2 separate regions of the Homo sapiens genome follow, and region 1 is linked to region 2. Evidence: chromatin contacts called from ENCODE Hi-C or POLR2A ChIA-PET data. All regions are on one chromosome and are shown on one strand. The core of a region is the stretch at or near the end of the contact, and the rest is flanking DNA. Distances in the headings are between cores, read along the strand shown.

Region 1 (2,700 bases), core at 99-2,598, 92 kb after region 2:
AGCTATTACAATAAGCAAAAAAACAAAACCGTCACAGCATGGAAACAAATCCGACTTCGTTGCTATTGCTGGCTAGGGCAGCCTGCTTTTATACTCTTATCTGGCCCCACCCACATCCTGCTGATTGGTAGAGCCAAGTGGTCTGTTTTGACAGGGTGCTGATTGGTGCGTTTACAATCCCTGAGCTAGACATAAAGGTTCTCCAAGGCCCCACCAGAATAGCTAGATACAGAGTGTGGATTGGTGCATTCACAAACCCTGAGCTAGACACAGGGTGCTGATTGGTGTGTTTACAAACTTTGAGGTAGATACAGAGTGCCAATTGGTGTGTTTACAATCCCTGAGCTAGACATAAAGGTTCTCCACGTCCCCACCACACTCAGGAGCCCAGCTGGCTTCACCCAGGTGGAGCTGCCTGCCAGTCCCGCGCCCTGTGCCTGCACTTCTCAGCCCTTGGGTGGTTGATGGGACTGGGCGCCTGGAGCAGGAGGCGGCGCTCTTGGGGGAGGCTTGGGCTGCCCAGTAGCTCACGGAGAGTGGGGGAGGCTCAGGCATGGCGGGCTGCAGGTCCCGAGCCCTGCCCCGCGGGAAGGCAGCTAAAGCCCGGCGAGAAATCGAGCGCAGCGCCCGTGGGCTGGCACTGCTGGGGGACCCAGTACATCCTCCGCAGCCGCTGGCCCGGGTGCTAAGCCCTTATTGCCCGGGGCCGACAGGGCCGCCCGGCTGCTCTGAGTGCGGGGCCCGCCAAGCCCACGCCCACCCGGAACTCCAGCTGCCCCGCAAGCGTCGCGCGCAGCCCCGGTTCCCGCTCGCGCCTCTCTCTGCACACCTCCCTGCAAGCTGAGGGAGCCGGCTCCGGCCTTGGCCAGCCCAGAAAGGGGCTCCCACAGTGCAGCGGCGGGCTGAAGGGCTCCTCAAGTGCCGCCGAAGTGGGAGCCCAGGCAGAGCAGGCGCCGAGAGCGAACGAGGGCTGTGAGGACTGCCAGCACGCGGTCACCTCTCAATGGCACAGCCCCCAGGCCTGGTCTTGCTCCCTTTTGCTTGGTTATTAGTATTTGATGCCAACGCAGCCTAAGGTTCCACTCTCGCTTGCCAATCCACTGTCAGCAACTTGTTTATTGTGGTGGTGGTGGTTGTGGGGTGAGGGGTTGGGGATATGCTTGGGCATTTTCCTTCATTTTTATGATCTTAGTAACACATTTAAAAGTGCACTTGCTGTGATTTACTTGGCATCTAGAAGTGTTGCTGCAGGAGAGCTTTTCAGATGTCTTGTCTGCCACAGAACAGGAAGTGAAAGTCTCTGCATGGTTTTTGACCTCACCCAGACACGACACAAGAATCTCTGACCCACAAAACATGAGATCCTTGTTGAGCCGGGGACCCCGCCTTAGGTTTCTGGTGTCGCTTCTTAAAAATGGCCTTTGTTCAGTGCTGCTTCAATTCCCCGAAGGGTTCCTTCCAGCAGTGGAGCAGAGCACAAGCTTTGGAAAAGGCCGCCTGGTTTTTAGTTTGCGTGCTGCCTCTTGTAGGGGTGGAGCCTGGTCAAGTGACTTGAGCTCTGTAAGTTTCGGTTCACCATCTGTAACATGAAGATAACAAAACCTTCTTACAGATTGTCAGCTCAGGCTGCGAGACATCAACAGAGGACATACCTTCCATCCATGATTCAAGAGTTCAGATGACACACACTTGGATTCTGGGCAGCTTTACTCTCAATACATTCTCATCAAACACATCACTGGCTGCATCGACGTTCCAGCGCATCAGCCCACTTTATGGGAAGAAAGAAATGGGGAGAGATGAGCAGAAATCAGACTTCTTAGCAGACACAACCCGAGGCAGGGTCAGCACCTGGGCCGTCAGGATCCCAGACAGGATTTCAAGCTCCTCCTGGGATTCTAGTGGGGAAGGTTTCTCCTGACAGGACTGAGGACACACTGGCACCTTGCGTATCAGCTGGGGCAGCTATGGAAGCTAGACTCCCTTTCTTTCATAGATGGGGAAAGTGAGGCCCGAAGAGGTGGGGGAGCTTGTTCAGGGGTACTCAGCTGCTGGCAGAGCTGGGCCTGGATGCAGGACTGCATCAGCCTCTTCTGCCTCTGTCACTTCCCCACAAGGGCAGATTCTTTCTCACCTTTTCCTCCTCCTTCTTTGTGTATACACTTAACCTGCTTCATGAGGAGATATGCTACTTTAAATTTTGTTATAATTTTTATATACCTCTATGAATGTTTTTAGATTATGGTCATCAGATTCCAAAATTAATTTATGTTTTGTCTTCACTGGAGTACTGCATATTCCCATGTAGATAGTCACCATGCTTGCAGCATTATTTAGGATTCTTTGATTGTAACTGCTGTACACTCAACTCACAGCATTAAGCAAAAAAGGCAACATCTTGCCTCACATAACTGAAGAGCTGAAGAGGAAAAGCTCCAGTTCAGGCAGGGGTGGATGCAGGAGTTCACAGCGTGTCACTAGGAAGTTGTCTCTCTGTGTGGCTTGGCTGCACCGTCCTCTGCCTGGGCTGCATTTGTAGGCCAACGCTGTCTATGTGTTGGCCCCTGACCCACTTACTTCATCACAGCTCCAAGTCCAGAAACAAGAAAGGTCTCTCTTTCCTGATAGGTCCAATGAACCCCTGAGTTCAGTCTCACTCCCTGGGGTGGTTACAGCTAGGCCACGGAACACTGTGATCAG
Region 2 (2,700 bases), core at 16-2,515:
ATAATCATTTTCACTGTTAATTTATACAGCTGTAGCCATTAACATGTTTTTCCATCTATCAAAATAGCCCTGACCATCTTATAATAATTCTAAAATTAAAGGAGCTAGTCAATTGCAATATGAAATTTTAAAAGCTGGTCAGATTTGCCCTCTTTTCTCCTTCTAAATCAAGTTTTCAAACTAAAAGTTTCTATGTTGGATCAAGTACAGTTCTAAACGCTGTGTACCTATCTAGTACTGACTTTATGAAAGTAGCCCATCAACAGTCAACTGCGCACATGCACTGTGTACGTTCGTTGTATACGTGTGTTTGCATGTGTGTAGGGATGTATGTAGAGAATAAAGTAAAACAAGCTTCATGCCGCTCTATCCACATTTCTGCCCAGTATCTCTTGGGACCAAGAGTATCCATTTTCAAGACAGAAGGTCAGAAATTAATCCAGTTTTTTTGTTATTGTTTTACCTGAAATGGGGGGACAGGTGGGAGGACAAAAGAGAATAAAGCAGATTCCTGGGCATCTCCACACATGTAGATCAGATCCTCTGGGAGTGAGGCCCAGGATTCTGAATTTTCAGTTCCCAACGTGATTCTTTTGCACATTAAGGTACGAGATCAGCAAGCAAAGAGAAGACTTAGGGCTCTCGGGACCCGTGATTAAAGCCTTAGCGGTACTCAGGCTCAGGCTGATTTCTGACATAAGAGAAAGAAGAGATTATTGTCCTTATGCCCTTAGTGTGGACTCTGGACAGAGCAATGGACTAATGAGGGCGTTGGGATTCTAGTCCGTGCTCCGTCACGGGTGAGTCCATACTACAGGCAAATGTATCTCCCTGGGTCTCTCTGGTCTGCACACTGAAGGGGCTGCACTCTATAGCCCAAGCCTCCACGGCTCCAGACTCCTTGAACTGAGGCTGACCGAGGCGCATGCACGATCGAGGGGCTCGAGCACCAAGCGCGGCTGGCCCCCAGGATCGGGGTCTCGCGGCACAAAGGGCGACAGGGCAGCCAGGCCGCGCCCACGCCCCGTGCCCGCGCGCCGGGAACTCCTGCTGTCGGCACGCGCCCCTCCCGCCGCCCCTCGAGCGCGCCGATGCTGGGGATCCCCGGGGCGAGGTGGCCGCCATTACCCGAACGCGGCCGCGGGTCCGGCCCGTGGGACGTGGATCCCGGGCTTCAGCGCTGAGAGAAGCAGCCGCAGGCGCAACACGCCCCGGCCGCCCAGCACAGCCACCATGGTCACAGGTCGCGTAGCTGCCGGGAGTGCGCATGCGCTAAGACCAAGCGCGGTACCCGGCCCACTCTGCCCCGAAGCCACGCCCTCTGCTCCGCCCACCTCGCCTCTCCATCCTGCTCCGCCCTCTGCCCGCCCCGCCCCGAAGCCACGCCCTGCCGGGTGCTTTCCCATGGGCGACCGAAACTCGGCTCGTGGTTTCGCAGTCCTGGAACCGCCGGCACCCGCGTAGACCGTCCCCTCTCGGTGCTGGCTCTGGCTCCCGGGATGAGTGTCCCCGTCGGCGCTGCCCCGCCCTCGCTCGTCGCCTCAGCGACCATGGCCTTTCCAGGAGGCGAGGCCGCCAGCCATAGCGCCCTCGCTGCGTCGGCGTCCAGGCGGGACTCCGGAGTGGGCGGGGCTCCGGCTCTAGGCAGGCTGCTATGTTGGATCAAGTAAAGTTCTAAACGCTGTGCACCTATTTAGTACTGACTAGTACTAGGAAGTGTATTTGCTTTTCGGAGATGATGGGATCTAAATTTTGTTTATACCACTTCACGCCCATTAGGATGGCTACTAGCAAAACCCCCAGAAATTAGTGTTGGTGAAGATGTAGAGAAATTGAAGCCCTTGTATATTGCTGTTGGGAATGTAAAATGGTGCAGCCATGTGATGAACAATACTGCGGTTCCTCAACAAATCAGTTATATGATCCAGCATTTTCTTTTCTGGGTATATAACCCAAAAGAATTTAAAACAGGGTGTACAAGAAGAAATGTTTTTACACTCACGTTGACAGCGGCACTATTCACAATAGCCAAAAGGGTGGAGGCAATTTAAGTGTCCAAAAACAGATACATGGATAAGCAAAATGTTGTCTGTGCATGCAAGGGAACATTTTTTAGCCTGAACAAAGAACGAAATTCTGACACTTGCTACTACATGGATGAACCTGGAGGACACTATGCTGAGGGAGGTAAGCCAGTCAAAAAAAGACAAATACTGTGTGATTCCACTTATATAATAAGGTACCTAGAGGAGTCAAACTTATAGGGACAGAAAATAGAATGGGGGTTGTTGAGGGCTGGTGGAAGGGGGAATGGAAAGTTGGTGTTTCATGGGGACAGAGTTTCAGTTTGGAGAGATGAAAAAGTCCTGGGGATGGATTTTGGTGATGCCTGCATTACATTGTGAGTGTACTTACTGCCACTGAACTACACACCTAAAAGTGGTTTAAGTGGTAAGTTTTATGTATGTTTTACCACAATTAATTTTTTTTCTTTTGGCTGTATAATTGCAGCTTTATAAAGGTTATAGACATTATCTAATTGAAAGCTCAGTGGAGAAAAAAAACAACTATTGCTTTTTAAGTCAATCGTTCTGCCTTAATTGGAAATAACTGGCAGATTTGTGGCTACTGTTGTAGCCTTGGCTTGAATAATTGGAGACAACAGCTTCTTTGCATATTGCATTTCTTCTCCTCCAAGAG

The links. A loop is a pair of places that touch in the nucleus more often than their neighbours do. ChIA-PET counts read pairs that join two places held with the same protein, here RNA polymerase II (POLR2A). Pooled maps may share reads with other maps.
Region 1: a map of B cell shows a loop between it and region 2 (14-fold over the local background). The contact joins the enhancer-like site here to the promoter of BPHL in region 2. A Hi-C loop is called at or near these places in 4 of 168 maps with a recorded cell type or tissue (B cell, CD4-positive, alpha-beta memory T cell, endothelial cell of hepatic sinusoid and 1 more), 5 of 37 single-sample maps with no recorded cell type and 14 of 50 pooled maps. POLR2A ChIA-PET finds 5 or more read pairs at or near these places in 2 of 52 experiments (activated naive CD4-positive, alpha-beta T cell and naive thymus-derived CD4-positive, alpha-beta T cell).

What each region holds. Positions count from the first base shown.
Region 1 is chr6:3,025,824-3,028,523 of GRCh38, reverse strand. It overlaps LOC101927759 (a long non-coding RNA gene), which reads right to left. Exons shown (of 3, transcript NR_152848.1): 2 at 1,653-1,771; 3 at 1,090-1,579. Among named protein-coding and RNA genes, the nearest start is that of NQO2, 27 kb to the right of the region's middle. RefSeq lists enhancers at 1,407-1,566, 2,535-2,644. Within about 2 kb of position 1,348, at least 11 of the 41 ENCODE cell types and tissues checked have a DNase peak (open chromatin) inside an H3K27ac peak, as active enhancers do; they include B cell, where a contact is called at or near this core.
Region 2 is chr6:3,117,276-3,119,975 of GRCh38, reverse strand. BPHL (biphenyl hydrolase like) reads right to left here and starts at 1,265. Exons shown (of 7, transcript NM_004332.4): 1 at 1,129-1,265. The coding sequence starts at 1,235. It overlaps LOC107986556 (a long non-coding RNA gene), which reads left to right and starts at 1,329. Exons shown (of 4, transcript XR_001743928.3): 1 at 1,329-2,187. RefSeq lists a silencer at 968-1,357 and an enhancer at 1,396-2,031.